3 separate regions of the Homo sapiens genome follow, and all the other regions are linked to region 1. Evidence: read pairs that join two places in POLR2A ChIA-PET (ENCODE). Cell type or tissue: GM12878. All regions are shown on one strand. Each heading gives the region's core, and the rest is flanking DNA. Links, peaks and the distances in the headings are about the cores only. Region 1 overlaps NAALADL2 (N-acetylated alpha-linked acidic dipeptidase like 2). Region 2 overlaps NAALADL2 (N-acetylated alpha-linked acidic dipeptidase like 2). Region 3 overlaps NAALADL2 (N-acetylated alpha-linked acidic dipeptidase like 2).

The links. Peaks named below come from ENCODE experiments on the same cell type or tissue, not always from the same donor. Only the 100,000 strongest peaks of a DNase experiment are listed, where the experiment ranks them.
Region 2: POLR2A ChIA-PET joins it to region 1 with 10 read pairs; 4 of 35 experiments call an interaction of 5 or more read pairs at or near these places.
Region 3: POLR2A ChIA-PET joins it to region 1 with 30 read pairs; 3 of 35 experiments call an interaction of 5 or more read pairs at or near these places.

What each region holds. Positions count from the first base shown.
Region 1 is chr3:175,271,437-175,278,466 of GRCh38, forward strand. All of the region lies in intron 4 of NAALADL2 (N-acetylated alpha-linked acidic dipeptidase like 2), which reads left to right. Among named protein-coding and RNA genes, the nearest start is that of NAALADL2-AS2, 3.9 kb to the left of the region's middle. In GM12878, for the core only: no CTCF peak of the experiment used is centred there; a DNase peak (open chromatin) is centred at 2,815; H3K4me3 peaks cover 917 bases; H3K27ac peaks cover 2,542 bases.
Region 2 is chr3:175,344,888-175,351,917 of GRCh38, forward strand. The region is part of intron 5 of NAALADL2 (N-acetylated alpha-linked acidic dipeptidase like 2); the gene reads left to right. Among named protein-coding and RNA genes, the nearest start is that of MIR4789, 21 kb to the right of the region's middle. RefSeq lists an enhancer at 4,546-4,595. In GM12878, for the core only: no CTCF peak of the experiment used is centred there; DNase peaks (open chromatin) are centred at 2,271 and 4,510.
Region 3 is chr3:175,352,567-175,359,596 of GRCh38, forward strand. The region is part of intron 5 of NAALADL2 (N-acetylated alpha-linked acidic dipeptidase like 2); the gene reads left to right. Among named protein-coding and RNA genes, the nearest start is that of MIR4789, 13 kb to the right of the region's middle. In GM12878, for the core only: no CTCF peak of the experiment used is centred there; DNase peaks (open chromatin) are centred at 3,522 and 4,295.

The sequences.
Region 1 (7,030 bases), core at 638-5,637:
AGAGTATTTGTGGGTTATAAAATTAGGACCTTTTCCAATTTTTGCAAAAGTTAAAGCTATAAAATAGGCACTTAGGCCGGTGTGGTGGCTCACATCTGTAATCCCAGCACTTTGGCAGGCCGAGGTGGGTGGATCACCTGAGGTCAGGAGCTCGAGACCAGCCTGGCCAAGATGGTGAAACCCCATTTCTACTAAAAATACAAAAATTCGCCGGGTGTGGTGGCGCACGCCTGTAATCCCAGCTACTCAGGAGGCTGAGACAGGGCAATCATTTGAACAAGGGGGGAGGCAGAGGTTGCAGTGAGCCGAGGTCGTGCCACTGCACTCCTGCCTGGGTGACAGAGTGAGACTTCGTCTCAAAGTAAATTAAATTAAATTAAAAAGCCGCCACTTAAATTGTGCAAAGTATATTAAGATTACCCATAAATAATCTTATAAAATAAGACTGATTAAATACTGGAAAAACTTCCAAAGATGGCTGTCCCTGTCTGTTTTTAGAAATTCTAGAATATCTAATGAATTATATAATATTTCCTGATTCCTTTTAAAATTAATTAGGTATATTTAGTATATGTTGCATACTAGCCATCCACCCTTCTCTTTAGATCACGTTAGCCCCTGGTAAGAAGAAAACTTCCAAACAAAAAGTAAGAAGCCCAGAACGTTACCACATATTAGTGATGGTTTTGTGACCTAAGAGACTAAGGAGTTTGTCATTTTTAGACATCGATGGACTAATTCAATTCATTCCAGTAAGAGAGAAGATGTTAGACATTTTCATTTAACTTATGGCAAATTCTATACTTTTTAAAAAATCTGCTCCAGAAATGCATCTGTCTAACAAGCATCTTTATTTAAAAGAAACAAAGAAAATTTTGTTGGTATTTTGTTAAGAAAATGAGTTTATCATATTAAACTCCCAAGAAAATTATGTGAAGTGAGTATTATTCTTTATTTTAAAAATGAGGACTGTGTAGGTCTCAAGGAATCTTTGTGACAGAGTTAAGATTAATTGGTTTAGTGGAACTGATTACCATAGACCCTGATTTCTGTTAATAGCCATGTTTATCATCTTAATGTGAAATTTGCTTTAAGCAATTTATTCAATCACACAAATGTATGATGCATTGAACCGGCTACATTTGACATCAGATAAATATTGAGGTTTGAGAGGCTCACTTATGCTATAATATGTCACCCCAGGTACAGCCCTCTCTATCCCACAAAATAGTTTAAATTATTATTTTTTAATGTAGACAATAAATTTGAAAAGATTTGAAAATCATATAATATACTTCCCATTTCTCATATCAAATGAGATAATTCTGGGTCTACAAAAACCTGAAGCTGTAGGTTATTTAATCTGTTATCTTGGGTTATTTATCTGACTTAAGGTAAGGAACCTGATATTTTACTTTTAAGTATAACCTTTTCTAATAGAAGGGAAAATCAAAGATTAAAATAGTTGTAGCAAAAATAAATATAATTATGGCAATATAGCAATAACATATTAATGGCAATAATAACATGCAGATAAACTACAAATCAAGATAAAAGGAACAAAATCCGATTTATATTTAATCTTGAGTATTTTTCATTGATGTACTAAATATTTAGTCCATTTAAAATCAAGTTTATGTAATTTTAGAGTCCTATTTAATTATTTTAATATATGTTTCATTTCTAATTGCAAAACATTAGGTTTCATGGAAGCAACATTATTTATAATTTGCCTCTAGGTTTATGAATATATATGAACATGAATGCTTATTGTAGGTTGCAATATAAGTGTTTCATAGAATGCTGCAGTTGTTTGTGTATTTATGTTCTCTTACAATTTATCTCCACACATATGCCTACAGACATGACAAATTGACCTTCCTTATTCACCAGATATTAATTTGGTAGCATATTTGCAAGTAACCAAGGCAATTTATCTTTCTACAAGTATTTCATTTTAAAGTGTTCTATTATAATGAAAATATCTTATTCTGAACCAATACCAAGGATTTTTCAATTGCTACTCTAGGTTACCTTCCATGTTAGTATCTTCCATTCTTCATTCATTTAGTAAAGATTACCAACAGAGTTTATGTATTATACGTTCTTAAATTTAATACTAGAAATTAAATACTTAAATACTTTAATTCTTCGATTTTAAGATAATAAAAAGGTAAAACTTGCAAAAATCAAATTGTTGTTTAAGGAAATAGAAAAAAAATGACAATTTATTCTCTTTTAACCCTAACGTAAGAGTATTTCATAAAGAATATGTGTGTGCATGTGTGTGTGTGTGCGTGTGTGTGTGTGTGTTAAATTATATTTTAACCACATTTTGTTTTAGATATACATCTATTATGGATAAATAGGTGGTTTTTATTATTTTCTCCTTTTTGCATTTTGGTTTATTCAAAGTAACTTACAAAAGAACATGCATTGCTGTTACAGTTTTTAAATTTTTTAACAAATTAAAATCGTTAAGTTTCTTAAATAAGAGACATTTCTTTGTTTTTTTTCAATGTTTTAAGTAAACTGTTTTTTGATTAATGCAGTTAAGTAGAAATGTTTCACAAAATATGAATAATAGCATATAATTTTGTATTAATCTGTTCTCATACTGCTAATAAAGAATAGGCTGGGTAATTTATTTATAAAAGGGGTTTAATTGACTCACTGTTCCACGTGGCTGGGGAGGCCTCACAATCAAGGCAGATGGCGAAGGGGAAGCAAGACACGTCTTTGTGGCAGCAGGCAAGAAGGTGTGTGCAGGGGAACTGCCCTTTTATAGAACAGTCAGATCTCATGAGACTTATTCATTATCATGAGAACAGCATGGGAAAATCCCACGTCCATGATACAGTTACCTCCCAAGGGCTTCCTCCCACGACACGTGGGGATTATTACAATTCAAGGTGAGATTTGAACAAACCATATCACATTACAACAAAAAACTACCTGACAGTAAAATAAATACATATTACATAGACAGTCTTTTACATTTCAAACTTTAATGTCAGTCAACTATTCAGCAGCTAAATAGTCAAATTTCAAAACATTAGTGAGCTATGTGCACTTCTTTATTTTGTTTTAACATGCCCCAGTTTGCTTCTTCCTTTCAGAATGCTCAGCCTATCAGAATTAACCAGTGAGAAAAGGGAACCTAGTGCTCAATGGCTTGGGCTCTGGAGTCAGTCATTTTGGGTCTTTAATCATTGCTCAACCTATGACCTTAAGAAAATTACTTCACCTACAAGTTCATTTATTCCTTTGTAAAATTAATATAATAATATTTTCCACAAAGTGTTCAGTTAGTGAATTGAAGGTGAGCTACCTCTTCAAGATAACAGAAGCCCTTTGTCTCAAGCAAGGGTAGGTGAACTGGGCCCATATTTTTTACATATTTAGAGTTATATTTTCATTTTATTGACATAGTTATTCTTTTCCTGCTCTTGAAGATATTTCACAAAAAGGCGTTATTCCCTTAATTGAGAAAAAAACTTGTCAGGAAGACAAATACTACAAAGTAAACACTCATGAATTCTAAGAGGTATAATGTGAAACACCAGCTATTTCTGACTCATTATTTCACCTTATTATCTGAATTGTTCTTCAGTGCTCAGGTACTTTTTACTGACTAAAGTTAACTCTGAATTTTGGTGGTAGTAAAGATATGTTGGCACTGTAGAAGTTTTTCTAGTATCATGAGATAGCCAGAGTACAATGGGGGGTAGAAATAAAATGTGAAAATCAAAGGCCCATTCCAATTTTATTTAAATAGATATTTGCCCATTAAAGACATACAAAAAGTAAACCCAGACAATTTCTAAGAATGTCCATCCTAATAGCTTGATAAAGAATATATATTCATATAGAATAAGTGACTTTCTTAATGTTTTTAGGATTTCTTAATGTTTTTAGGATGATCTTAAGATTCTTAAAAATTAATCAAGACTTTTTTTTCTTACATATTTTCAGAAAACTAAAATCTCACATGGCCTTTTCATTTATACACATCTGGACCATTTTATGTAGTTGGGCGGGCCATGCAGTTTGTATCTTATGGGGCAACATTCACAACATAGACATCAGAAATTTGTGTATTTTTAACAACCATTTACAGGCAGATGGCAGTAAACTGTCTCCTTGTAACAAAATGACTGTATTATGACAAATTTTAGCCAGATGGAAGTCAAGTGTCTTGAGGACACTTGTCTTATATGTACCTCTTGCCCATATGGTGTCTTTATGCATATTAGTAAGAGCTCAAAATTTAACCAATATAAAATGTTGACATTTTCTAACCCTAAAATGCAAAGAACAAATAGGGTAATGCATGAAAACTCTAAGTACTATCTATACCCAGGCATCCAACAAAAAATTAGTACTCATTTTATTATTATTAATATAATAATTATAATAAGTTTAAGCTTTATAATAATGATAGTAAGAAAACTCCTAAAACTATTTCCTTTTCTAAAATTCATGACCGTAACCTTATTAACCACCAGAAGTTACACCACCATGGCACTTTCATCATATAAATCATTTTAATGTTTTTTCTTCAGTCATAAACAATAAATTTCTACAAAACTATAGCCACATGAAAAAATGGCCTTATTTTTAATAAAAATTATACCCTAATGAAAATATTAACATTTATTAAAAAATTTCTATAAGCTAAGTATACATAAGAACATCATGAAGTAAAAAAAAAATTATGATAAAGTACTTTTCATCTATTATTTAAACAGAATTAATCAATCCATTTCCAAGTTTATTCAACTCTGAAGGTCGCCATTTCTCTTTGTGGTACAATTAAAAAATAATTCTTGCCCTAAAAAGGTTTTTGTCGCTTTGCAAATTTTTTTTTTTTTTTTTTTTTGAGACGAAGCCTCGCTCTGCTGCTAGACTGGAGTGCAGCAGCGTGATCTCAGCTCACTGCAACCTCCACCTCCCAGGTTCAAACGATTCTCTTGCCTGCCTCAGCCTCCCAAGTAGCTGGGACTACAGGCATGTGCCACCACGCCTGGCTAGTTTTTTGTATTTTTACTAGAGACTGGGTTTCACCATATTAACCAGGATGGTCTCGATTTCCTGACCTTATGATCTGCCCACCTCGGCCTCCCAAAGTGCTGGGATTACAGGCGTGAGCCACCACACCCAGCCTGCAAATGTATTTCTAACCCCATAGCTTTCAGCAGCTTATGGCAAGAAAGTAATTTTCACAAGTCATGTGAAAATCACTAAGCAGAAGTGAAAACCTTTCAAATTATACTACTACCTTTATAATTGTAGTACATAGAAATAGAATGGTAAATATATACATTCTTATTTATTTTTTAAATTTTCTTCAAGATGAGATCCATTTCTTTCATTTTTCAATCTTAATAGTGCAATCAAACTAATTTGACTAATCCCATTATTCCCCAACTCACTTCACCTCACCACCTAATCCCATTCTCAATTCCAGAGGCACAAAAATATGCTAACTATTAACAGCTGGACTTAATTCTAGTCAAGAGATGTTGTCAACGTCCTTATGGCAACTCCTAGCAAAAAACACTGATAATTGAACAAAATAAAACTTACAATATGCTCACTCAGAGGCCAAGAGTATAGACATGTTGACGCCAATATATTTTAATATATTTATTAAATTGTCAGGGTTTACTTTTTGTATGTCTTTAATAGACAAATATATGTTTAAATAAAATTGGAATTGGCCTTTGATTTTCACATTTTATTTCTAGCCCCATTGCACTCTGGCTATGTTATGATACTAGAAAAACTTCTACAGTGCCAACATATCTTTACTACCCATATACGGGTACCACATACTAAAATTTTTGTTTGTTAAGATTTTAGCTCTGTTGTGTCAACAAGTGCTCATGTTTTGACTAACGTATCTGATAACGAGCAATAAACTGTATCATGAGATTATCATCAATACTTAGTTCCTAATTTATTCATTTTTGTCTTCCTGAAAGCTGTAAGGTAATGGTAATGCTGTGGATCTAAAAACCAATACGGGACAGTGAAGGACTGTGACCAATCTATTAATGTAGTTCAATGGCCAAACATCCAGAGATACCAGTGTCTTCATCTAGTAGTCTTTTATTTTCCAGTATAACCTTCATCCAACAACCAAATTTATCTTTTCTTAACATAAACCTTATTGTGTCAACCCATACTTAAAACTCTTCAATGGATTTTTTTCATCAGTAGACCATTTGGTCTTTACTGATCATAAAGACCAAAATGCTTAGAATTATTTATGAATCCTTAAATAATCTGAGATTGCATAATTCATCTTGTATAACTTCACTTCTTAGCTGCTAAAAGATACCATTTACCCTCCTATCTCAGGACATTTATCATTCTAGTTTACTTGTATCTTTCTTCTCTTCTTTTACTACTCAAATTCTGTGCTAACTACAGATCACTTACTGTTACTTTCTTAGACAATGCTTCCCTGATCCCACAGAATATTTCAAGCCTCCTGCATAAATGCTGCATAGTCCCCTTTTCCTTAATAAATATCTCAGTTTATAATTTAATGCATTTGTGTAGTCTCAGCTACTCGGGAGGCTGAGGCAGGAGAATGGCGTGAACCTGGGAGGCGGAGCTTGCAGTGAGCCGAGATCGCGCCACCGCACTCCAGCCTGGGCGACAAAGCGAGACTCCGTCTCAATAATAATAATAATAATAATTTAGTGCATTTGTGTGATATTATTTGGTATATGAATTCCCTACTACATGATAAATTCATAAAGGAAGAGGTGTTGTTCATTGTTCTCCACTATTATATCTTCAGCTCTTAGCACCATGCAGTCCTTGATACACAGTAGGAGTGTCTCAAAAATTATATGTTAAATGAGTTAATAACAATGGATGCATCTAGTTGCATCTAGTTAATATACCAGAGAGAACTACCAAACCTAACTTCTATTTTCCACTCTAAAACTGCTTCCTATTTGTTCACTGAGTACCTGCGTCTAACCATGTTATTTGAAGTTCAAAAGAACAAGAG
Region 2 (7,030 bases), core at 1,745-6,744, 75 kb after region 1:
ATGATGTACATATTTTTATTATTATCGCTGTTATTAATCCCCACTTTACAGATGAGGAAACTAGAACAAAAACATGTTAAGTAGGTATGTTAACATATTAGTACCCCAAATCATACAGATGATAATAGGTAGAAAAATTTAGATTGAATTCAAGTGTTTTGAGTCCAAAGCCTATGCTGTTATTCATCTTATTGTACAATCAAAGTAGGCTAGTCAGTCATACATTATTACCACCATTTTGAAAAAAATAAAAATTAAATAAATATAAGTAAGCTAGTCAGTTATATATTATTGTCACCATTTTGAAAATAAATAAAAATTAAATAAATATCAGATAAATTGAGTAACCTTCCTAAGGTACTAATACTTCATACGTTTTATTCCATGATTCCATGGAATCATGATTAATACTATAGCCAACCATTAAGAAGTACTCAGTGAATGTTTGTTAAATAATATTAAAAAGAAGTAAGGAAGGGATAATATTTTAGTACCGTCTGATGAATCTTCTTTTTGACATCAGTTTTTTTCCTAATATCATCCATACAATATTGGACCAGGGAATGAAGGCATCAAATACCACTTCTTAGAGAATGAGCGTGTGATGCAAAGGAAATTTCTTTCAGAGGAAAGGAGCTTTCTGTTGTAGGGCAAAGAGAGAGTAAAAGTAAGAGTGGTTTCTAAAATGGCACTGTTGGTGTTCCAGATTCTGGAAAGAGATCACCTGGCAGGCACCACTCCAACTTGATCCCACACAGTGATCACAGTGGAGGAGAAATGGTAGCATGGTCTATTTGGGCAAAGAGAAGTACCAGAGTGACATTAAGAAGTCACCCATGGCATTTATGTAGCATGGAATGGAGCCCGCAATTCCATAGTGATTGTCAATAGGATGTTTAATAACCAGATGACACAAGGGAAATTGCTGTTGAGGCTTGCAAAATGATAGAAGACAGCAACATGATCTTCATGTGGATACCAGACCCACTTTCCTGCAGGGGCAATAAAAAGCTTCTCATTGAACCAAATACTGTCTTTGAAAATTTACCCTACCCAGAATAGTATTTACAAGAAACAGACTGTGATTTATTTAATTGGCAAATTTGTTCTTCCAATTGTTCAGGGACAAAGGAAATTCATGAGAAAGTGTATATCAGCTGCAATAATGTTAAAAATTCAAGCTGCCTTTTTGTGCATATTTGACTGTAACATTTATATATTTTTCTTATCTCAGTGTAATTGTATTATATTTTTCTGAATATATAAATGAAATATATTCATTATAAAAATTCAAACAGTATACAAAAATATGAATAAAAGAAGCCTTCTGAAATTCTGCCACACAGAGATAAACTTCACTGATTTTTTTTAGCCACTCTTTTCTGTATTTTTATACACACATGCATACACACAAACACACACACATATGAATATAAATTATAAACACAAATGCATGTACAAATATGCATGTGTGTAATGTATGATTTTACCTAAATGGAATATATACATTCCATATGCTGTGCCCATCTTCCTCAATGAGCGCACCAAAAAACTTCATCCTTACCCCACCATAGACAGTGAAATTTTCTTTCTTTTATTTCTATCTAAATGTGTTTTTACCTAACAAAAGATGCCCAGTGAAAATTAGGGTTTGACTTTTGTTAATTAACCTTTCTAGTGGGGTCAACATTATGTTTATTATATACACAGGCAGTTAAAAAAATGGTCAAATTGGTTCAATGACCCCAAGATAGAATGACAAAAAGAAAACTGACATTTTTTCAGTTTCTGTGTGCTACGCTTAAAATCACACAATGTGAAACGACTTCAACCCTCTCATTTCACAGATAAAGAAACTGAGGTCGAGAGGGTTAAACGACTTGCTGGAGCTTAAATGGCTTAGAAGCAGAAACTGTGTTCCTTGTATGGATTTTGCTTCTTTGGCTCTATTCAAGAAACTAGATGCATGTTGTGAGTTGACCAACTACTTTACAAAACAAAATAAAAATAATAACTACAATAACAGTAATCATTTATTGAGCATCTAAGAAATGTTAGAAACTGTGTTGGGCCTTTATACAAATTTAGTCTTGCGAGACAAGTATTACTGTTAACATTTTATGGATGAGGAAGATAAGGTGCACAGAGGCAAGTCATTTGCTCATGTTAAGCAGCTCATGACTCTCAAGCCTGTGCTGCTGCTATTACATTGGGCTGCCTTCCAACACTAGCAGCACCCGGAACCGGCACACTGGTGACTCAGAGCTTGTTAAGCTACCCTCAGCATTAATTTTCAGTTTTCAACTGATACTGCTGACATCTCTCCCTTTCGTCAAGTGGTGAATTCAGCCAAATAGGCCTTGAATTGTCTAATCTCTTTCCAATTGGCTAGCCCAGGATCCAGTAGCTGGTAAAGCAATTTTATGCTTTGTATTTTATAAACAGAATTGATGTGATGTAAATTGACTATTGACTATGCACTTACATAGGGTATTTAAAACTAAATATACTGGGTCTACCCCATAAGCCTTCATATTAGACTCAGAGCACAGAGGGATAAAATAGTGATTGAATCAGCTACTTTTAGATTTGAAAGGAATATACTACACAATCACACAGCTAAGCTAAGGTGGGAAAGGAAAGAAAGCAAGCAGGCACTGTCATCTAGATAAATAACCCCGTCACCACCCCCCAAAATAACAATAAATGATGACAGTGATGATGATATGATCCATGTGATTTCTTGGTCATGGCTTTATGTCAAGATTTCCTTTAGAAAGTGAAATAAGTTTAGGTAACACACAGAACAAACACAGCAAGAATTGATGACTTAGACAATACCGATTTCTTTTTTTATTGTTATTATACTTTAAGTTCTGGGGTACATGTGCAGACCTTGCAGATTTGTTACACAGGTATACACGTGCCATGGTGGTTTGCTGCCCCCATGAACCTGTTATCTACATTAGGTATTTCTCCTAATGCTATCCCTCCTCTAGCCGTGCAACCTCCAACAGGCCCCAGTATGTGATGTTCCCCTCCCTGTGTCCATGTGTTCTCATTGTTCAACTCCCACTTACAAGTGAGAACATGCAGTGTTTGGTTTAGGTTTCCTGTGTTAGTTTGCTGAGAATGATGGCTTCAAAAAAAAAGGTTAGGTTTCTTTTGTTTTGTTTTGTTTGAGACGGAATTTTGCTCTTGTTGCCCAGGCTGGAGTGCAACAGTGTGATCTTGGCTCACTGCAACCTCCACCTCCCAGGTTCAAGCGATTCTCCTGCCTCAGCCTCCTGAGTAGCTGGGATTACAGTCATGTGCCACCACGCCCAGCTAATTTTGTATTTTTAGTAGAGTCGGGGTTTCTCCATGTTGGACAGGCTGGTCCTGAACTCCCAACCTCAGGTGATCTGCCCGCCTCGGCCTCCCAAAGTGCAAAAGGTTAGTTCTATACATAAAATACATTTTCTTACTTAGTAATGTTCCTAATTTAAAGAATACTTGTAGAGGATTACCATAGACTTGTGTATTAGTTTTCTAGGGTTGCCATAATAAATTATCACAAACAAAATAGTATTCAATACTGGAAAAGTGTTCTCTCACAGTTCTGGAGGTTACATGTCCAAAATCAAGGTGTTGGCAGGGCCATGTTCCCCCTGAAGGTTCTAGGGTAGGATCCTCCCTTGCATCTTCCCAGACTCCTGCAGTTGTCAACACTCCGTGGTGTTCCTTGACTTGCTGCCTCACTCTAATTTCTGCCTCCATCTCCCCATGGCTGTGTTCCTTCTGTGTGTGACGGTCTCTATGGTTTTTCTTTAAGGATACTAGTGATTGGATTTAGGGCCACCCTAATCTGTATAACTTACATCTTAATTACATCTGCAAAGACTCTTTTTCTTAAGAGGGCCACATTCACAGGTTACTGGAGGTAGGACTTCGACACACCGTTTTGGGGAACACAATTCAATCCGTTATAACGTGTATCTATTTTTAATTGAATTTTTGCATGATTACAGAATAACCGTTTATAAAGTTTTGAAAACCCAGAAGCAAAAAGAAGAAAATAAAGCATCCCTGTTAATCTTACCAAATGGATACTTATTCTAGTTTTTACATTTTCCCTATGCATATACGTAGAGGAACACACATACATAGTTGAGTTTCTTTTTCTTTTAATTAGTCTTTTGTGGGGGACATGTTGTTGTACTATGGATATATAGGGGTGACTGAAAACATGGCCCCCACCATCAGAGAATAAGAATGAAAGAGAGAGAGAGAATCCTAATCACACAAATAAACACATAATTCCACTGGACAACTGCTATTAAAAAAAAAAAAAAAAGATGTCCAGTGTAATCCTAGCTTGTTCCAGAGACTGAGGAAAGCAGTTGAACCCAGATCTGAAGTATGTTAAGCAACAACTATGTGGATAAGAAAGAGTGAGACCTACTAAACAGGGGAGGTGCATGTACCAAGGCCAGGTGGCAGGAAGTAGCAGGCCAAAGAAGAAATTCACAAAAAACCACAGAGACTAGAGTGTGCGGAGGGGGAAATGAGGCATAAAGCTTTAATTCAAGAGGTAACTGGAAAAGGCCCATAGGCCATGTTAAGAAAGAAATTCTGTCTTCATCCCAAAAGCTTGGGGAAGTCACTGAACTCTCCTATGCGGAGTTTTCCTTTTTAAATATGACTCTTTTTTTTAAGAAAACAGACCCTTGCTTCAACCTTTTCTTCTCTTGCTCCTTATCTTTAACTGTGTTTGTAGAAGGTGAGAAAATGTGAACTACAGAAAGTTTGAGGAGACTGATACTCAGTATTTCTCTGTTTGGGAGAGAAAGGATAGAAAGCCTAAACCCCACTCTATTTGCACCATAGTAGCCATATACCCCCGTTTTTAAAAACTATGTCAAGAACCTGATGAGTGCTGAAATCAAGGCCGATGACTGGAAACTGTCTACCTGCTTGTTTCTTTCCCTCACATTAGAGAGAGCCTGGCTAGCATGTGCAGTGGACTTATTGGATGGAAAGTTGGATGACTGTTTATTCTACTCTCAGAAAGACATGACTGTCATTAATCCCATGGGTCTTCTTCTATGTTTGTGACTCCTCCGAAGGCACTTCAGGCACACTTACAGTTTTTCATGCTTTCCAGTTACAAACACAAGGCTTGATTGAAAAAAAAAAAAAGGATAAACTTAATAGTCCTTAATTAAGTCTTTCTTTCAATCAGAAAAGAATATTCTTGGCAATGTGTTTTTCCCTTGTTTTAGTAGGCTGGCTTTTATCCTTTTCCTTTTGGTTTTGATACTCCTTGCTCTCTGTTATATTTACTCATTTATTAAAATATTAGACAAGATAAAGCAATAAAGGCAGTAAAAATATACTCCTGTTGCAAACAATTTATTCTGATAAACTGATTAAAAATAAATTCCAACTTAAGTCCTATGTTGAGGTAGAGAAGCAGTGAGAAGCAGATATCTGTCTCTGAGGGAAAATGAGAAGTGTAGGTAGAGAAAGGTTTTTCTTCCGTTCATACTGCTAATTTGGATGGTGTGTTCAGAATGCACATGGGCCTCTGAAACTCTGATGGGCAAACATGTTTCAAAGGACTCAACAGCAGTCAGAGAGGCAATTCCAGAAGGGTAGGGGTGGGAGAGTCTAGAATCAGAACACTGATGCAGCCATATCTACCTTTGTGTATTGTACCCACATTAGGCGTCTCTTTTTCTCCTGCTAAAGATTCAGGTGAGAGTTATGGCTGATAAATGGGAAAGGAGAGGAGTGGGAAGACAAAGAAATCATGAATTTTTTGTAGGGAGAAGTCTCTCACTTTAAGACATGTGTGTGGAAGAGCCAAGAAGTATTAAAGTAAACTGTCTCTCCTCCCTTTTATTCCTCTAGTTAACTCAATGGCCTCTGGGGAAATGTGTTTGTGTGTTTGGGGACAATTAAAATTAAATTAACTTACTGAATTGTAAATAAAATTATCTCTGCTAAGAATTCAATCTTTTTTTTTCTCAAATGGATACTTTCACATACATACAAATTATCCTGGTACTTTTTTTCATTAAAAACAGAAATAGATGATTTTATAATTACCAACAGCAGATAGTTTTCCTAAAGGAAAAAAAGTAGCTTTGAAACATTAAAATTATCAATTGCATATACTTTGGAGTGTGACTTTAATATGTTCAGTAAATGTGCTGCAAACTTGTAAATTGTACAGTATGCATCATAGAATAACTTCAATGAGTCTCACTTTTCAAGGTCACTTAGGTGAAATGTAATAATTATTGGCTTCAACACAGCAAAACTCTACTCACTTTAATAATGTTATCTATGATATATTTTTTGATTTTTAAAAAAATAGCTGTGCATTTCTCAATAAAATAAATACTCATGATCAAGTAAATTGACACTATATATATGTTCATGTGTATATGATAAAAATCTGATGTGCATATATATGTGTAATTTTAGTTTCATACATGAAATACTTTATATATGATATATATACATATATGATAACATTATATGTATGTATATGCACACACAATCCACGTCCAAACAAGTATTTTCCAAATAATTTTTTTTTGCTCACATACAACTACTACCATAGATTCAAAATGTTGAATAAATCAGTAGTTTTATCATTTATTTTGGACAATAGAAGATAGACAGTTGAATGTAAGGTATGAGGAAGGAACGTATAGACAACACTGACTGCAGTAGGTTTTCCCCATATTGGACTGGCAGGAAAGCTGGTGAATTTGCGTACGTGTGGCAATCAGTAGGTCACAACCAGCGAATTGCGATATCTTCAGGGTATTAATGAATCTGGTACAACTTATCTAAACAATCAAATTTGAGGAAAGATGGCAATGAACTAGTTGGAGAGGAAGGGAGGGGAAAATGGAGAGGAAATAACAATGGGGGTTTTCCAGGAAGTTCCTAGTCATCCATTTGGGGGTGGCGAATGTGTTTATCTGATCTTAAAGCAATTACATCATAGAAATAAAGGAGACACTCCACTAAA
Region 3 (7,030 bases), core at 802-5,801, 81 kb after region 1:
GCTGCCATTCAAGAACTATTCCTAGTGCCTCAAAGTCTCAAGAGAAGGAAATACTCAGATATTTCAATAAACGATGCCTTAATAGTAAGCAATTTAACAAAGGTGTGAAGCTCAGTGTTTGTTTCTGGACTAAGAGGGAGCAGAGAGAATTGAACAGCAGCTTGAAGCAATGGGCACAATGACATAATAGATTTAAAAGAAAATAATGTTTTATGTCAAAATTGTGCTGAATTACATTTATGGGTATGGGTATGGGTGTGGGTGTGGGTGTGTGGGTGGTAGAAAAGGAAAAGACAAGAAGAATCTTTCGTCCAACGTGAGCTCTCACAGGTAACTGAGTGTTAAACCTGCCACTTATACCTAGCCTGCCTGGACTCCAGCAGGTATTCATTATTTCTTCAGCTATTGTTTTCTTGAAATCAACGAACCCTGAAAGACAGGGCATTCTCACTAATTCAAAAGGATGATATGGAATTTCTGTTATTTTTTTAAACTTCCCTCTGTTTTATTTACTCATTTATTCAAATATCCATTTAATAAAATGTGTGTGTGTGTGTGTGTGTGTGTGTGTGTTTGGCTCTGTATTGTTATTAATTTGCACAGTCTGATACTGCTTTTAGTTTGTGATTTAAGAAACTTTGAATTAGAATATCAGTATTGTTGAGTGTGATGGCATGCACCAGTAGTCCCATCTACTTGAGAGGTTGAGGTCGGAGGATCTCTTGAGCCCAGGAATTTGTGTTCAGCCTGGGCAACGTAGCAAGACCCTTGCCTCTAAAAATACAAATAAAACATATAATATTAGTATTCGTTCAGCACATATTTACTTAATATTTAATGTATTCTCTCATCCCAAAATTATTCAAAATCCTTAAAACCTAAAGATAAAAGGGCATAGTTTCTATATAAATAATGATTATGAATTGCTACTGCATTAAACAATTTCAAAGGTGAGAAGACTAAGACATGTCAAACTTAGGTGATTTACTCAAGATCACAAGGAGACCAAATAATATAGCTGGTTTCTTGCTTTTCAGTGCATTGTTGTTCTACTATCATTTTGAGTTTCAAAGACTCTTCAAAGAAAATGTAGGATTTGTTGATAGGCAAGCTAGCTTGAAAGGAAAAGATTTGAAATCTAACAACCACTGATTTTCAAATATTTTATCTAATTCCCTCAAACCTAGTTTCCAAATACAGCAAATTTTTCACTCATCATATTTTGTCACACTGTTTAGTGGATAAAAATACTTTCAGTGTCTATGAGAGAAAGAGTCAAATGAAAACTAAAACTACCAAAGGTGTGCCTTCATGATAACCAAGAATTTAGTGGAATTCTGTCACTTGAAATTACCCAACAGCTGGAAGATTGACATCATATATGTAACACATTTGTTGTTTGTATACTTATAAATTGTTTTCAGAATGAGAATTATGGAGCTATTTTTCTCTTATAAACTTGTGTACCACTGCAGCTTTTTCTATACCTGTGTCCCATCTTCACTCTCAGCCTTCTCAGCCTTTGCTCCCAGCCCTTATTTCCATTGTTTTGTTAAAAGCTTAATAAATCATTATTTAATTTTAAAGAAAGTTATCAAACAAGAAGAGCAGTAGTAATGTACCTTATCGATGACACCTTGATCATGATTGACACTTCAGGGTAAGAAAGAATTAGTATGGTCCAACCTAACTTTAAATATAAATTATGTAGAAACCATTACTCTTGAACAGACTAAAGGATATTCTGAAATGTATTATAGATTCAAAAATCAAGTGAAACATTAAATATTTGAAACAGGATCAATTTATAAACTTACAACTGATAGCATGAAGATAATATTTAATAAAATCTTAATACTATTAGTAATACTCAAGAAATAAAGACAGAAGAAAATATTTTTTCAGAATCTTGTCATATTCGCATGTTATTACACTCTAAAAAATGTTGACTTCCTGTTCAGGGATGATTCTATCACATATACATTTTTTCCATGTTCTATAAAAAGGTGAGTTTTTAAAAATCGAAAATTGATTTACCTTTTTTCATTAGATTTGAATTATTTAAACTTAACATATACTATTATTTTTGTTTTTAGAGATGGAATCTTGCTATGTTTCCAGGCTAGAGTGCAGTGCCGATTCACAGACACAATCATAACTCACTGTAGCCTCTAACTCTGGGTCTCAAGTGATCCTCCTGCCTCAGCCTCCTGAGTAGCTGGAATTACAATGTGTGCCACTATGCCCAGTTGCATATATTACTCTTGTTTGCAATTGACTTATAGGGCACTATACATACATACATACATATATATACACACACACACACACACACACATATACACACATATATATGTGTGTATATGTGTATATATATAATTTGTGTATGTGTATATATAATTTTTAAATATATAATTTTTCCAATTTTATTTATATATATAATTGCTATATATATATGTGTGTGTGTGTGTGTGTGTGTGTGTGTGTGTGTGTATACATATATTTTTTCTTTTTTTCTTTGAGGCAGAGTCTTGCCCTGTCGCCCAGGCTGGAGTGCAGTTGCATGATCTTGGCTCACTGCAGCTCCTGCCTCCTGGGTTCAAGCGATTCTCCTGCCTCAACCTCCCAAGCAGCTGGGACTACAGGTGTGCATCACCACACTTGCTTATTTTTGTATTTTAGTAGAGTCAGGGTTTCACCATGTTGCCCAGGCTGGTCTCGAACTCCTGACATCAAGTGATCCAACCACCTCAGCCTCCTCCCAAAGTGCTGTGATTACAGGTGTTAGACACCGCGCCCAGCCACAGCACAATAAAATTTTGACTATGAAATGAGATGTCTGTTCAAGCAATCAACCAGCAAGTGCATGAGACCTGATATTGTAGGCACTGTGGAAGACAAAGAGGAAATATAATTACATTAAACTACCTTTACTGATTGCGCTCAGGCTGGCTGAAGTGTCAACTGAGGCTATGTATCAAAATTCTTGAGTCTCAGCTTGGACATCAGAAACTTAGGTTTATAATCTAGTTTTGCTACTTACTTTGAAATTAGGAACTTTATTTAAACACAGAAATCCTGCTCTTTCTCATCTGTAAGGTAATGATAATAATAACAATAACAATACCTACTTCAGAAGATGCCTGGGAATACTTCATGTAAACAAAATTTTAACATACTGCCTTGCTTCCAATGTGAGTGTAGTAAATGGTAGCTGTTATTGTTGTCATCACCAGAAATGAAGTAGAGATTAATTAACAGTTTACTTTTGGTGGGTGTAGTAGTTACTAGAAGTGTTACCCAATGTGGCAAGTGAAGCTTGAACTTGAACAAGACCTTGACAAATGGGTAGGCAGATAACTAAAATATTCTTCCTAAGTTAAGAATTATAAGCACAAGTAGGGAGAACATGAGATTTTTGAGGGTACTGAGAACAACCAGCTTGGAGTGAAAACTCCATATCTTGGATAAAAACAAACAGTTTCAATAGGGATTTAAGATCACTTTGAAAGAGGACCTTGGAAACCGAGGAAGAAGAACTGAAACAGTGTTTACTAAATGCCTTCTCATCACTGCACCAAGCCGGGGGTAAGAGGAGTAGGTGGTAAAATGCAGAGGAAAAAGAAAGTCTTTAAGTCCCTTGAGGTATAGTTCAACAGAACTCTTTAGAATGATAGATAGTAGAATTTTAAGGAATGTCAATTGCCTTCAGCCCCAAAGAAAAAAATAATATCCACCGGGCAAGGTGGCTCATACCTGTAATTCAAACACTTTGGGAGGCCAAGGTGGGAGGATTGCTTGAGCCCAAGAGTTCAAGACCAACATAGTGAGACCTCATTTCTACAAAAACTAAAAATAAATTAGCTAGCATGGTGATGCCTGCCTGTGGTCCCAGCTACTTGAGAGGTTGAGGTGGGAGGATTGTTTGAGCCCAAGAGGTTGAGGCTACACTGAGCCATGATCACACCACTCTACTCCAGCCTGGATGACAGAGCAAGACCCTGTGTCAAAATAATAATAATAATAATAATAATAATAATAATAAAGAAATAAAAGAAAATACCATTGTATTCATATTGAAGAGAGAAACATAAGGAGCCATGAAGAAGTTCTTGAGAGTTCTAATTGATGTTATAGAAGAAAAGCTAGGCACCAGAGTGCAAGACGAAAGGAAGACAAGACAGTAGACATGAGAAAGAATTTGAAGCCACAATGGAAAAAGTGACTTTGAGGATGCATGATGAAGACCTGTAACAGGTGTAAGTTCTTGGCCAAGCATGTTTTTGTATGTTGACATGTGAAAGAGGTCTGAACATGTTCGTATAATTACTATTGTTATTTTTCCCTTCTCAGTGCTGAATGTGAAAGTGTGAGGTCTCGGGAGACTGGATGGTCTCAATAGCTCAGTTCCTTCTTGTTTATTTTGGAGTCTCTTTGCTTACGTTATTTTCAAACCGAGCTGTTTTCCTAGTCAATCATTTATCTTAACTCTCAGTGAGTCATGGAACCTTTTCTTTTTAAAGTGCAAAATCATCCTTTAAACATTTTTATATCCTCTCCTCACTATTTTTTATTCCACTTGGCTTGCTTTCATAGACATCTTCCATCCACATGGGATCCATTTTCTTCTTGCTCTTTGAAAAATAAGAAAAGTAACCTACACTAAGGAATAGGTCACAAAGATCAGTGGAGGAAAAGTGACAGGCTATGCTGCTGTATTATTTAGGCTTGACTCATCTTAAGTTGGTTACATGTATCACAAAAAGTAAGAAATGTATTGGAGAAAGGAGTTTTATTCATAGGAAAATCAGACTTATACTTCTGCCAACATTCTTAGTACATTATTTTCCTTTTCTGTATTAAAGATAAGGATCATTCAGAGATCATTTGAAAATTATAATTAAAAAGAAAATGTCTTCTTATCTGTAAGAAACAACTGTCCCATAGATTTTTCCTTTTCTTTATTTGGTATCATATTTTGATGTGAATTCTAATTCTAGTAATCAGCAACCACCCTACAAATATTCCATCACTCATGTTGACAAATTTCTAATACAATATATGCAACAAACACACAAATATCAAATGGCTCATAGTTCTGAACCTAACAAGATATGTCAGAGGCAAAGAAATATGGAGAATTATGCATTTTCTGTCTTCTTTGCGTAAAAAATTGATAACTTTGTGGCTATATCAGTCAAAGTAATGGTAGGTGTGCCTAGGGAGGTTCTACTTTATACCTTAAGTATTATAAATGAATGGATTAGAATAAAGGGAATTGGGTTTATAGAGGCCAGTGTAGGAAATGGTGAGGAAACATAAGTTAGCAACATCAGGAAGTCATTAATGCCAGAAACCAGCTGACAACATGGAGCAGACACTGGCAAAGGTGGGGAGGTTACCTAAGTTCAAACTGGCCCTGGGGGGCAGCAGATAGCTTAGTTTATGGAATTATCAAATGTAGAAAAGCTCTAAGAACTGAAATGCATGCCATTGATGATGAAAACCATAAAATCGCAAGTGACATAAATTTTTAAATAATTGGTTTTCATAAAGTTCATAGAGCTAAGCAATAGAAGAAATGGGTTATTGATTTTGTCTAAGTTTCCCACTTGTGGGCTTACTGTCCCTTTCTAGATACATACACATACATACAGGTTTTTTTTCCTAATTTTGACATGCAATCATTTTCTTCTTATTTATCCTTATAACTTTGTTACATTAGCTTATAATATAAAATTCATCTTTTTATGTAATTATGATAGTATTTTGGATTTTTCATTCTTTTTTACAGAAATGATTACTGCCTTAGGAGTCTGATTCAATTACTGGATTAAGAAGCCATTCTATTTTTTTATTTTATTGTGAAATCAACAAGCTAAAATGCTCTAAGAAAGCTAAAGAATAATCTGTCACGGGAGTAGTTTAAAAAAAAAAAGCTAAGGAAGACAGTCTCAAACAAGTTTAATGAGGCTCAGAGCTTGAGCTATTGTCTTTTAACCTATGAAAGTGACAGAATATAATAATTAAGATATAGAAATGTTTTAATGTTTTTCCAAAGGTAGGAAATAAACTCAATTTTTCTCTGTACTATACTGTGTTATCTTACTCTCATGTGCTCCCAGCACAGTGAGGTAATAGTTCATGACAAGACAACATGGTAATCTGGCAGCCACACATTTTATTGCTGATTGCCACCATTCTAAATAGCATATCTTTAAAAGATAAATGAAGATTTGAGCACAATGCAAAACATGCTTATCCTTCCAAATTTGGCACAATAAGTCAATAGGTTAAAAGGTTTAGGGCCATGCCTCTGGGAAACTGGTCCTGGGAGAGAATTAGCCCCACAGCTGTCAAGTGATAGGAAGAATGGAAAGGACTGTGAAAATGACAAGCCATGGAACTGTAAAACAAAAATACTTAGGGACTGCTCTAGGGTTCTAAATGCTGGCTCAACACTTATTATTGAAGTAACCAATTATTTTTTTAACATATTAAAAATGTAGATTTAATTCCTATCCACCAATGCTCATTGCAAGCAGAAAATGGAGACCAGCAGTTATTGCACAATCTCCAAAGTAGCAATCTCTTACTATCAGTTAAACTCATTACCCTGAAATATTCTATTCTTGCCAATATACAATCATCATTTAAAATAATTAGTTAACAATTATCTAGAATACTAAAATGACCTCCCAGAAAACTAATCACCTTGAGGGAGCATTACACTTTTTTTGCAAAGGACAAATACCACTTGAATTAATGATTTTTCCAAGATCATATTAGAGAAATATGGTGTGATTATCCATTTTAATTAGAACAACAATGGCAATAACAACAACAAGCCACTCCTTTGTGTTAAGTGCAACTGGGAGAAAATACTGAGTGGTAATAACTAAAATTCATTTCTGCCTTCTGTGTAGGAAGGATATATCTAATTATTTAATGGAAACAGAGAGAAATAATGACATTTTTAATTCAATTTTATCAAGTCATGAACTGTTTGTTTGTACAAACTATGTGCCTT